3 separate regions of the Homo sapiens genome follow, and all the other regions are linked to region 2. Evidence: chromatin contacts called from ENCODE Hi-C or POLR2A ChIA-PET data. All regions are on one chromosome and are shown on one strand. The core of a region is the stretch at or near the end of the contact, and the rest is flanking DNA. Distances in the headings are between cores, read along the strand shown.

The links. Hi-C counts contacts between places; a loop is a spot of excess contacts on that map. ChIA-PET counts read pairs that join two places held with the same protein, here RNA polymerase II (POLR2A). Pooled maps may share reads with other maps.
Region 1: a loop to region 2 is called in a map of CD14-positive monocyte, with 2.7 times the contacts of the local background. The contact joins two enhancer-like sites. A Hi-C loop is called at or near these places in 16 of 168 maps with a recorded cell type or tissue (CD14-positive monocyte, Calu3, IMR-90 and 8 more), 5 of 37 single-sample maps with no recorded cell type and 24 of 50 pooled maps. POLR2A ChIA-PET finds 5 or more read pairs at or near these places in 1 of 52 experiments (activated B cell).
Region 3: a loop to region 2 is called in a map of CD14-positive monocyte, with 2.8 times the contacts of the local background. The contact joins two enhancer-like sites. A Hi-C loop is called at or near these places in 3 of 168 maps with a recorded cell type or tissue (A673, CD14-positive monocyte and ovary) and 5 of 50 pooled maps. POLR2A ChIA-PET finds 5 or more read pairs at or near these places in 2 of 52 experiments (PC-9 and Panc1).

The regions. Positions count from the first base shown.
Region 1 is chr15:70,375,493-70,379,653 of GRCh38, reverse strand. No RefSeq gene overlaps it. Among named protein-coding and RNA genes, the nearest start is that of LINC02205, 130 kb to the left of the region's middle. RefSeq lists enhancers at 673-1,172, 1,173-1,674. Within about 2 kb of position 2,678, at least 18 of the 41 ENCODE cell types and tissues checked have a DNase peak (open chromatin) inside an H3K27ac peak, as active enhancers do.
Region 2 is chr15:69,467,299-69,471,358 of GRCh38, reverse strand. No RefSeq gene overlaps it. Among named protein-coding and RNA genes, the nearest start is that of LINC02896, 6.6 kb to the right of the region's middle. RefSeq lists an enhancer at 2,817-3,016. Within about 2 kb of position 1,783, at least 14 of the 41 ENCODE cell types and tissues checked have a DNase peak (open chromatin) inside an H3K27ac peak, as active enhancers do.
Region 3 is chr15:70,061,224-70,065,494 of GRCh38, reverse strand. It overlaps TLE3 (TLE family member 3, transcriptional corepressor), which reads left to right. Exons shown (of 20, transcript NM_001105192.3): 8 at 1,025-1,041. Among named protein-coding and RNA genes, the nearest start is that of MIR629, 16 kb to the left of the region's middle. Within about 2 kb of position 2,759, at least 13 of the 41 ENCODE cell types and tissues checked have a DNase peak (open chromatin) inside an H3K27ac peak, as active enhancers do.

The DNA.
Region 1 (4,161 bases), core at 1,429-3,928, 910 kb before region 2:
TTTATTTAATTTGTCACTATGTCTAATTTCCAATGTCAGTTCCAAGAGGGCAGAGATGTTTGTTTTGTTGGTTCACTGCTGTGTCTGTGCCATGTAGACCGGTACTTAAAAGGCCCTTGATGCAACAACCTCTCTGAATCTTCCTAACCACCCTGGTGTAGGTGCGACCCTTAATGCCCTCTAAGATGGGCAGAGGGGTAGAGGGACCACACAACACCCGCGGCTGCACCGTCAGTGAGGGAAGGGGCTGGAGGATACGTCCTGTCTCCCTACCAAGTTGCCTCTCTACAGTTGCCTGTGTGTGATTCGGAAAGTAGGAAGAATACTTTTTTCCACACTACAACAGGAGCGGAGGGCAGGAGCACAGCTGCACCACCCCAGAATCTCTCCACTCCCACCTCTCCATCCACGGCTGCTAGCAAGATTATAGCTCATGCAACCATGTCCCAGGGACCCGACAGCCCAGTCCCAGAGCATCAAACATGGGAGAGAGAGTAGGCTTAGAGAGTCCATTCTTCCATTTTATGAATGGGTAAAATGAGGCTAGGGAGGAAAAGAGGGCACTCAACTTGCTTCTAAACATGGAACATTTCAGAGGACTGGACACTCATTTCTGCACCCATTCCTCTGCTCCCCACAATACCCAGTTATTAATTTGCCCCTCCTCATAGCCACAGGTCCATTTTCCCTCCCAGCATGCTTTGTGGTCCAGCCTCCCCTACCCCCAACCCTGCCACTGACATGGGAACAAAATCCCACTTCCACACCCACATCTCTGGGTCTGATGCGGGCCCTGGCTCTAACTCACTGGCTGACCTTGGGAACTTGTTTCCTCATCTGTAAAGGATTTAAGGTTTGCAAGGCCAGTGTCTCTTTTGCTGTGTGTGAGATGCCAGACTCCTGGGTTCACCCATGTAAGCTGGGCCCTCACCCTCTCTGCCCCCGGCCCATGGGCTTGTAGCTAGTTGAAAGCAGCTCTGCCTGACTATGGAGGCCAAGAATTACTTTGCCAGCGAGACATCCAGCTAGCCAGGGGGCGAGGGGCCTGCCCAGAGGAGATGGGTGGAGACTAAGGCTGCAAACACTGCTAGTGAGATGTGCTCACACTCTGGGATATGGCAACTCTTCTCTGAGGTGCTAGGAGGGAAATGGAGTGGCTCCCTCAGCCTCGCCTGGAGCAGGGAGGGGCTGGAGATCTGGGTCCTTGTCTGGGCAACCAAGGAGATGGCAGGAGCACAGCAGTGAATCACAATAGCTGAGTTGAGTGCATGCTTCCTCTGGCAGGCTCTGCTAAGTGCTTTCTGCGCACCAACCCTTAGCCTAGCCTTCTTGGGGTCACGCTGACATCTCTGTTTTACAGATGAGGCAACTGCGGCCCAGGGAAATTAAAGAACTTGCCCTTCTAGATGGCAGGGCAGGGCCCAGATCCAAGGGCGATCTAGCTCCAAAACCAAGCTGGTACTTTTCCATGATGCCACGCTCAGGTGGCTGCCAGCTGCAGTTCGCTGTCTCTCTTCCCTATCATCTTGGGGAAAAGGCTTTTAGCTTTTACCTTTGGTTTCTGCAGCCCAGAATTGTGATTGAACAACGTGATAGGGGAGGCCGGCTAATCTTGCAGGACGGCTGCATTCTAGGATAATAGGAACACATGCACATACCTGCACACAAATGTATACTCATATGCACACATGTATGCAGTACTCCAGTAGCTACACACACACACACACACACACACACACACACACACACACACACACACAGAGCCCTCCATGCTGACCCCACCAACTGTACATGCATACATGTAAACATATACTTGTAGGTGTGGGCACCTGTCCTTGTTTATGCTTATATGTGTGAATGTGCCCACACACGTGCACACATACACATGCCTTGAGCATGCACATATGCTCAGCTCCACGGAGGGTTTAATCTCACACATCTTTCAATATTCCTTTTGAAAGCCCATTCTGCAGTTGCTAGGAAATATGGAGGCAGAAAGAGTTCCATGCCTTTCCTTTTTCTCTTGGATAGGAATTCCCACAACTCCCAGGCTCTGGCAAGCCCTGTCTTCCAGGCTTTCTCTGCACACTCCCCTGCCCCCACAGTGACACTCCCTCTCACCGTCGCTGCCCCCACCCCACCTGTCCGGGGTTCTATTTCTCTGAGCCACCATCAGGCTTCTCCTGTTGGCTTTGAAGGGCAGCAGCAGGGAGGGGAGGTTGGAGGAGGAAGGTGGAGGGAGGGAGCTGGTATTTGGGGCCCACTCAGCTTCTGTGTCCCCGACACTGGCTCTGGCTCAGGCTCTGCCCAGCAGTGTTCTCGTTGGAAACAGCGTTGTTTGACTGTTGCTATCGATTATGGCAAGATTGTGTGTGGCTAAGAGCTCCTCGGAGCCAACTGGTATATTAAGCAATCATTTCTATAGCAGATGACATAACTCCCCCGGCATCAGTTTGTCCTAATGGGCTTGGTATTACTCATGTGCTAATTGATTGGGCACGGAGGGAAGAAAAACTAAATTCACTTGTGAGGCGATTTTATGGCAGAGCTCATAACAGAGGTAATTTGCTGAAAATGTTCAGTCCCGCTTCGGTTATGTAAGATCGTCTGTGTTCCTGTGTTTTATCTCCTCCATGCCGGGCAGGAAGCTGGCCTGGCTGGCTGAGCGCGGGCGAGGCAGACTCCCCCAGGAATCGGGCGCTGACAGCTCGGCCCTTTCCTCCTGCCTTGGAACAGGCAGGCTGTCCTTGGGGAGCGTTGACAATTAGTGCCTTCTGCACAACTTTCTCGCCTCAGGGGTGGCTTTCAAAATATCTCAGCTTCTCCTGTTAAAAAACACCTCTGTCTAAGGGCTAAATAGTTATTTTCGGATCAACCATCTAGTGTTACAAAGCTCTTGTTCAGAAAGGAAAAGGATGAAGGGGGGTTTTTTTTGTTGTTTTTTTTTTTTTTTTTTTTAGAGAAAGTATATTTTGCCTTGAAGAGGGAGGGATGGAGAGGCTTGAAGAGGCTTGGAGAGCCTCCTTCCTTCCCTCCCTCTCCTCCCTTCTACCTCCCCCTCCCTCTCTTCCTTCCTCCCGCCTTCTCTCTCTTCCTCCTCCCCTCCCTCTCTTCCTTCCTCCCGCCTTCTCTCTCTTCCTCCTCCCCTCCCTCTCTGATTCTCTTCCCTCTTCCATCCCTTTCTCCCTCCTTCCTCTTCCCTCTCTTCTTCCCTCCCTTCTCCTCCCTCCCTTCCTGAAGCAGCCTGGCTTACCATTGGCCTCAGCAGGAGTCTTGAGCCCGTGCTTGGCATTTTACTCTAGACTGGCGGCACCATCCCGGAGGGGCAGGACCAGTCCTGCTATTTCTCTTTGTAATGGTTGACTCTCCAGATGTGTGCGGCGGGGGTAAGCTCCGCAGGCTAGGGGTGCCTACCAAGCTAAACCAGGTGTCTGTGCTTAAGTGCTCTCTTGAGACTCCCAGGGCAGGGAGGCTTCTATGAGCTCTGAATCCTGTTTTCAGAAAGGAGGCTGGGCTGCCCTGAGCCATCCTCAGGGATTCCCCAGTCCTGGAGCGTGCTGTGATATGAGGATGTTGGGGAGAGACTCTCTGTGCTGATCTTGGTGGAGGGAGGGTTGTTGACTGTAACTGCAGCCTGAGTCCATAGTAGTGCTTCTTCCTTTTGTTTATGACCTGCATGATCCCTAGTGATTTTTAAGTTCCAATTGGAGCAGCCAGGCTGCTGCCACTCCCTGTAGTGATCCAAGGAGGAAACCAAGATGCCATGTGGTCTCATTTTTTTCTGACAGGGAAACCGAGGTGACATAGCTAGAAAGTGGCAGTATTGGGATGAAAAACCCAGGTAGTCTGGCTGCAGGCTGGTGCTCCCAACCCAAGTGATGGCTTGCCTGTCCACAGAGGAGCAGGCATTAGGCGAGCTCATGGAGGATTAAGTTCTTGGTAAAGTGTTATAGGGGGTGGTCTCTGTGACATGTTAGATTCAGAGATTCTTACCCCATTGGGGCTTGGGACTCTGTGACGATCTGATATAAGCTGTGGAGTCTTCCCAGCTAAATGTACAGATGTGCACAGAGAAACTTTTGCTGACAATTTCAGGGGGTCCTGAAATTAAGCGGTCCATTTTTAGGTGCAGGGATGCTTGGTTAGTAAGCCTTACTTTAT
Region 2 (4,060 bases), core at 534-3,033:
ATGAATGGATAAACCATGTCACAACCAGATAGTGGAGTATTATTCAGTGCTAAAAAGAAATGAGCTACCAAGCCATGAAAAGACATGGAGGAACCTTAAATGCACATTACTAAGCGAGAGAAGCCAATCTGAAAAGGCTACAGACTGCACGATTCCAACTAGACGACATTCTGGAAACAGCAAAACTATGGAGACGGTAAAAAGATCAGTGGTTGCCAGGGTTGGGGGAGGGAGGGATGAACAGGTGGAGTGCAGGGGACTTTTAGGGGAGTGAGACTGCTCTGTGTGATGCCTCAATGATGGATGCACGTCATTCTACATTTTCCAAATCCACAGAATACACAGCACCAAGAGCAAACTCTCATGTAAACTATGGACTTTGGGAGATGATGATGTATCAATGCAGGTTAATGGACTGTGACAAATGGACAACTCCCTGCAGGTTTTTGATGGTGGGGGAGGCTGTGCATGTTGTAGGGGTAGGTGATATATGGGAAATCTCTGTACCTTCTGCTCAATTTTGCTGTAAACCTAAAACTGTTCTAAAAAATAAGGTTTATTTTAAAAAGAAATAAGTATGTAAAAACCTCTATACCTGCCGGTGGTATACCTGGGGTGGGGGTGAGGGGCAGAAGGGTCCATCCCCCAGGGTCAGGCAATGAGTCTGTAGAGAAAGTAACAATAGTGATAAAACTGAGTAGAAGCCAGTCTGGGCCGGGCACAGTGGCTTACGCCTATAATCCCAGCACTTTGGAAGGCCGAGGTGGGTGGATCACCTGAGGTCAAGAGTTCGAGACCGGCCTGGTCAACATGGTGAAACCCCCATCTCTACTAAAAATACAAAAATTACCCGGGCGTGGTGGCGGGCACCTGTAATCCCAGCTACTTGGGAGGCTGAGGCAGGAGAATTGCTTGAATCTGGGAGGCGGAGGTTGCAGTGAGCTGAGATCGCGCCACTACACTCCAGCCTGGGTGACAGAGCAAGACTGTCTCAAGAAGAAAAAAAGAAGCTAGTCTGCTTCTCATCCTGACCATGCGCTGGCAATTCTTAATGACATCAGTGATAAAGCACCCTTCCCAGCCCCAGCCCCAGCCCCAGCCCCAGCCCCAGTCCACCATTGATGCAAAGCAAGCAAAACACTTCCAGAGCCCTCCAACTGGCTGCTCCTAAGCCAGCCCGAAACCCAGGGACTAAGGAACTCAAGAAATGCCTGAGTACAGCAATCAGTGAAGAACAAGAGGCTTAAAGTTATGATCCCCTGAAGCTGACTCAGAGATGTCTAGGCAGGCCTGGGGCCCTGGAACAAAGTGTAAGATCCTTTCCTGGAGCAAGGCAGGTCTAAAGTAGGGCCAGCCAGGAGTGATAGCTCAGGGAATCTCAGAGAGCCCTTATCTATCCTGTTGCAAGCATGGGCTCCCCCAAGGCTGGGGGCAAGGCTGAGCCTACGGGGTCATCTACAGATCTTACCTGGGGCCAAGAAGGCTGCTGGAGTGGGACCAGGCAGCCTGAGGCTGTGACCTCCTACCCTGGGCAGTTCTGCTCTCCCATGGCTGTGGGGCCCACACGCTGTCCCCGCTCTGGGGAGCAAGGCATGCAGGCACCAAACATGGAGTCAGGAAAGGAGAGGACTTAGCCAAGCCTACACATCAGGCCACCCTCGCAAAGCCCATTCTTCACTGTTCTCTCAACACCACCTTTTGAAAGCTTCTCTCACGTGAGCTCCGCCACCTCCATCCCTGCTGAGTGGCCAAGTCACCATGCTCCCCACGGAAAGACCCCAGGCCTCTGTCCACTCTTGCCCAGTCTCTGACCCCTTTTGCTGAGTGTTTGATATGTTCCTGGGGTGAGGGCCATCCCATGACTTTCATATTCCACCAAGGACAGTGAGTACCAAACTGACGACCTTCATCCTACTGGACTGGGAGTCAAGAAGGCATACTCTGTTACCACTTAGCTATGTGGCCACAGCCACGTCACCTGCCCTATGAGCTTTCTCTTCCACAAATGTAAAACCAAGAGGGCTGGATGCTCTCTGAGGTCCCTTCTAAATCTAGCATGCTGAGCTCCTCTGGGTATATCTATTGCCCATCCCCTCAGGTAGGGGATGCCAGCCCAGTGCACAGTCCAGAGGAGACACCACACAGAGCAGAACACAGAGGAAATGGTATTAGCTGTGTATCTCAGGCTGTCCCCAGGGCTGGAGAGACTCAAGGAGGCTTCTGGGCAGGCTGAGCAGAGAGAACACTGCAGAGGGGAGAGATGCCACGGGTCAGCTGGGTGAAGGCATTTGCTGGAACTGAGGGAGCGCTCAAGGGAAGTGAGGAGAGTCCTCTCCCCAAGAGCCTCCCCCACAGCCACTTATCCTGTCCCTCTGCTCTGGGCCCCACCCCCACCTCTAAGTCAAGCAAACCCAACTTGTTGAAAGCAAGCAAACAGCCACGGAGCAAGACGCACACACTTCTCACCCATTCCCAGCCAAGGGGAACGGGCTATAGTTTGTTGACAGAGAGAAAAGTAATCAATTTTTCATTACCCAGTGAAGGCAACAGAATGTCTCAGGATGTCAACAGTTTCCAGGCAACAAAGACAAACCAAATACACAGGCCCCTCACCTGAAAGCTGTTTCCTTTACAAGCATCAGCTTGAATGAGAGGAGGTAATGAGAGAGGCAGAGGCAGGTGAAACCACTTGGCAGCCGCAGCGTATGAGTCAGACGCTGGGGCTCTGTGGTTGTCTGCAGTGACCCCATTAGCAGATCTCATCAGACTACGTACGACTCAAAGCAGAGCCTGCACTGGGGGAGGATTCAGGCACAAGATGTCGGAGCAAGACCGGAGAGAGTGGCTAATGTGGCTTATTCATTCATTTATTCAGCAAACATTTTTTAGGGCTCTTAGGCCCTGGGCTCAGGCCTGAGGCCCCAGTCTAGCTGAGGAGATGAGCGTGGAGACAGCGTCCCCTTACCTTAGGGATGAGAAGACTGACAACCACAGAGAGGAAGTGACTGTCCCAAGATCACAGAACCACACGGGGCACTTGGCAGCTGTGCCGCAGGTCTCCAGCATGCAGCAGGCCTATGCACATGGAAGGAGGCTCAGGAAGCGGCCGGCACAGACGTAGTCTCATCGAGAATTAACACAGGGAGCTTTCCAGAGACCTTTAGCAAAAGTGTTCAGATACTGAACCTAAAAAGTAAAAGGAGATCATTAGAATCTCTTATGGTGCCTATATTATTGTTATTTTTAACTCTCAAGGTGATTCTAACCAAAACAGAAAGGATGGCCCTTTCTGGAGCTCCTTCCCCAGCACAATGTCGGGCCTCAGAGCTCCCAGGATGTCTCCTTGTGTTTGCGTTAACGTTTCTCAGTGAGTGTCAATGGAGACTCGAGAATAAGTCAACACAGGTCCTCACAATAAATGCCAAGGCTTGTTAGCAGAGTAAACCGTGTGCTTAGCCCGTCTTAAAAGAATCTTTGCTGAGTAAACACAAGAAAGGTTTTACCTGAGAGTCAACAGAGCAAGGAGCTAATGGGCCCCGCCGGGCTGGAAGGTGACTCCACTGGCACCTGCCGCAGGGCCCAACAGGGGCCCTGGGAGGGGAGTCGGGATTGGCCATGTGGGAGCTGGAGCATCCTCAAAAGCCCTTCATGGCAACGTGAGGACACCAGGGGCCAGAGAGGTCAGGGGGCTTGTCGAAGGCCCCACAGCTTGTTGAAACAGAACTAAATCTCTCTTACCCAGCAGCCTCTGCTCGCCCAGGGAGCCCAGTCTCTTGGTGAGGAGGCAAAAACCCAGTCCACAGAAAGGAGGTCCTGGGAATCAATCCCATTTGCTCTGAAGTATGAAGAAACTGATGTCTTATCCTTCCCAGGGCAGTTTTGGTATTTAAAGAAGACTGCAGGGAAATGAAGCCCTAATGGTGGCATGTCTGAAATGACAGCAGAGGGAAAATATTTTGGGTCCGAATAGGGCTTCTAGCTTTTTCGGTCTCTGAATGTTCACACTGATTCAATATTATCCTTGGTGACAGTGGATAAAAAACAAGCCTCGTGGTGAAAC
Region 3 (4,271 bases), core at 1,510-4,009, 590 kb before region 2:
GAAAGGTGCACAGTCAGTGCTCAGGTAAAGGTTTGTTAGCTGACTGCCTGTAAGTGGGGGTAGTGCACACCCCAGCAAGAGATCACATAGACTTGGAGTCAGAACTTGTTCTCTGACCCTCTCTGCAGCCCCTACCATGAGGACCCATGAAGCTGCACCGAGCTTGGCCTCAGGAGTGGTTCATTGGATCAGAAAAGAGAAAAGCCTGGCTCCCTGGGAGGCCCTTTTCAAAAATTGGTGCCAAATGCACTCTGCCCTTAGATACGGTATTTACTGGGGCACGTAGCCAACACCTTCTGAGCACTAGGGACCTGGAATGTCACCATCCTGCCTTGGCCCAGGCCACAGGGTGGTAGCCGGTCCAGGGAACTGGAGGCTACATTTTTTTGTCTTACAGTAGGATGGTCCTTTTGGCAGAGGAAGAGGGGCCTCTCCATAGCAGACAGGAGAACTGGGGAGCTAGTGCTTAGCTGGGCACAGTTTCAGAGGCTTCAGCTTTTAGGGGCATCCTGACAAAGAATCACAGAATGGTGTTAATTTCAAAAACAAAATTAAACCACTGTTAAATTCCTTTTTTTTTTTTTTTTTTTAACAATAAAGTTCTTAACTCCCAGGTCCTACTGGTATTTTATATGGCATGATCCTTCTCAAGCTTGTGATCTTAAGACCCCTAGCCTGCTAAAGAGTAAACTTGGTGCCCTCTGGCATGACAGGGAGAACTGGGTCAAAGGCCTACCCTCCCCACCCTGGGGACTGGGCCTCCCTTGCCCACCCTGGGGACTAGAGGGGTGGGGGCAGCATTGGAATTTGGGTGGCAAATTTCCAAACCGAGAAACGCCACCTAATGGCCCTGCCTTGGCTGATCCACGGAGACAGCAATCCAGGCCTTCTGCTCATTTTAAAACCAGTGCACTAGCAAATCACAAAAGCCAGCTGGACTTAGACTGACCTTTTTCCTTTCTTTTTTGTCTTTTTGTTTTGGGGTGCCTGACCTTCCTCCTGTCCTGGCCTTCTTTCCCCAAAGAGAGAGAATCCAGTGCGGTAAGTGTTGGCACTCTGGAACCCGGAGGGGTGTTTGGGTGCTGGGAGGAGGTGGGACTCGGGGCTCCCAGAATCGCGGGCCTGAGACCAGTCAGTCGGTATCCAAAGCTGGCTTCTGGGTTCCCGCTTCTGCTCTGTGGGTTGTAACTAGGGATTTTGTTGTTTGTTTACTCTTGCTGAGCTGGGAGCTTCAGTGCTGATGTCTTAGTCCAGAGCCAGTGGCAGGGTGAGGGGTAGCTACTGTCATAAAATGGGAGCTGCTGTCGTCACCTGTTGAGAGTGACCTTCAGTTGTGGAAGCCCTTCCTCTCTCCAGGCTTTAGGTCTGCCATTTGTCAAATGAAGAGCTTGGGCTAAATGAGCTCTAACTCCGTTTCATATGAGAGGTGATACTCTGAGAGGTCAGCTGACCAGCCCTGGATCTTCCATTGCGAGGGGCTTTGTGGAGTCTCTGGGCTAAACCCAGGGCTAAGGACCCAGGTGTCCCATGTTCAGGGCCAAGGTTTTTACCACCCCCCTGCTAGGATGCCTCCTGTATGATCTTGCATCCTCCTCATTCCCTTCAAACGCCTGCAGTTTCTCCCTGCTCTGGGCTTTCACTCGATTTAAGAAAGTGCTAGCAGGCGAGCATTAAGGCCAGGCCGCCTGCGTGTCTGCCAGCTCTGAGATTTGTTGTAAATCTTTCTGATCACACTGAGGCTCCGAGGTTCTGTTTCAAGTGAATAAGCCTTCTGAATAAGCGCAGTGGAGTCTGGATAAAAAAAATCCTCCAGCGATTAGCAAAGCTATTTTATTCCTCATCGCTGTCCTTGTATCTGGGGCCATCTAATCTGTTAGGATGGCTTTGGTTATTACCTCGTGTTAAGTAGGACTTGGAAGGTCAGGCAGTTAACTAACCATCTAGACAGCAGCTTCCTTGCGCAGCTCTCTCCAATCCAGCCCTCCTTCCCTTCCTGGCCCTCCCCCTACCCAGGCTGACTTTTTAAACCTCCCATTAGCAGTGAGGCTGGCGTCCGTGGCCTCTTGACCCGCCTACATGCTCAGAAATCCAGGACCACATTTGGGCTGAGGAATGGCTAGGTACCTAAGAGAGGAGTCATTGAAGCTGAAAATCCATGTTCACTGCCTCGGTACTGATCCTCTAACAGTGGCATTTTTTCGGAGAGGCAGTTTGCCTAGATAGGCGGAGGCCTGGATTGGACATTTTAAGGCTGAGGTCTGGTCCCAGCTTTATGAGGCCCTGTGTAGTTCTCTTGGCCTCTCTGAGCCTCAGTTTCCTTATCCATACCATGGGAATAATTCCTGCTTGACCAACCTCTCAGCTTTGTTTCGGAAGACCCTTTATAACCTGACTGAGGATCCAGATTACCTGGCTAGCAGGGACCCACTTCAGTGGAATTGGAGGGGGAGTGGGAAGCCCAGCACTCTCTAAAGAGCATGAGTCTTTACCTCATCCTCATCCCTATTGGCTTCTGGCTTTGTGCCCCATCTGTGAAAGTTTTCTGCTAAAAGACCCCCCCTGGGAACCCCCAAGAGCTGGGCTGTTTACCATGCTCGCTGAGGTCCATGCATGGCACACATGGGCCTCAGGAAACTCCAGTGGGAATGAATCAAGATGCTGGGCAGAGGCAGCAGTGGGCAGGGCCGAGGCTGTGCGCATGGCATGTGGCGTGGTGACGGTGTCAGCGGCGGTGTAGACTGAAATAATCAGGCTTTGGAAACCAGGTTGTCAACAGATGAGGCCTACGGCAGGAAGGACAGGGCTGTGTCAGAGTGGGAGGGGGGATGGGGGGACGGGCTGGAAGCTGTCCCAGAGGGGTTAGTCTGGAGTCCAATTAGTGGTAGCTTCATTCATATTTCCTTGCCTAGCCGAAGCAATAAAAAATACTTAGTTTTTTGGCCGCCTGCCAGCCAGAGGCGGGCTGGATCGATGCCGCTAAATGCCTGACATGACTCTCCGGTAGCGGCGAGGGTTTTCAGCCTGACTGCATGAGAAGAAAGAGCTCGCTGTTCTCCCGAGCCGAGCACCGGGTCGCGAGGAGAAACACGAGCAGCCGCACGCCCCCTCCCCTGCCCGCCCGCCTGCAAGGGGCAGCCAGTGCGAGGGGCTGGAAGCATTTCTGCTTAGCACAGGGTGGCCACCACCGTCAGAGGAAATGAAATGAAATGACGGTGATTTTTCTGCCGGCGATTGCAGCAGCTAATTGAATTGTGGCTGTGCGCGCATCGCCACCGCTCCTGCACGGCTGTGGGGAAGGTTGAGCTGCAGTTCCATTATAACCTCCATTTTTTCTTCAAGGCTTGATAACTCTGCCATTTTAATTTGCTTCGGGCAGAAACTTGGCCGGGTAGGGCTGCCCAGAACCCGGCTTAGGAAAGGAAATTAAGTTCTGAGGCTGGTTGCCGCACTATTCCCACCGAATACTGCCCAGCCCCGTTCCCTCCAAGTGGCCCTTGCCCCTGAGCCACGCTTGGCCTCTGGGAAAGTGGAGAAGAGAAGGGAAGCCTCATTCCACTTGCCTTCTGATGCTCTTCTCTTCTGAACAGATGTCCCTCTGGGTCTCCATATGACCTCCTGTGTTGCATGGGGACTGGGACCTGGGATGGCCTGTCCTTTTCTTCCAGCTCCATCATAGCTGGACCATGAGCTCCTGGAGGGCAGGGATTGTATCTCATTCATTCTGCCACTCCTGGCCTGCAGCACCAGGGCTGACCCAGGGCAGCTGCTCGGAAATTGGTGGGTGGGTGAAGGTAAAGTTTGGACTCTTAGAAAGGAGTAAACCTCACCAATATCATAGAGGGGCATTGGTCCTGATATTAGTCTCTGGGCACAGAGGTTTGCTGGCAGGTGCCCTTGCCAGTTGCACTTCCCTCCCTGCTCCCCAGCTCGGTGGTAACAGCCACATGGTGATTTCTGACCACTATCAACCCCTAGGACTACTCCGTCATCTTCCCTCTTCCCAGGCCTCCCATCCCAAAGGCTTCTCATCCTCATTTGCTTTATAGTTGAGGGAGAACTCACGAAATTTTGGGGTTCCCTTTGTGCCACCTTCTGCTAGGGGAGCTTGGGCACATTCACCAACCTCTTGGGGTCTCCACTTGGTGATGGCTACAGAGGCAGTGACTGTCCCTGCCCTTGCTCCTTTCCCTGTCTGTCAGAGGGAAAGGCTTCATGACGTGGCATTTTTGTTTTTTTTACAACCCTGGTGTTTCTCCAGAGTTGCTGACAGC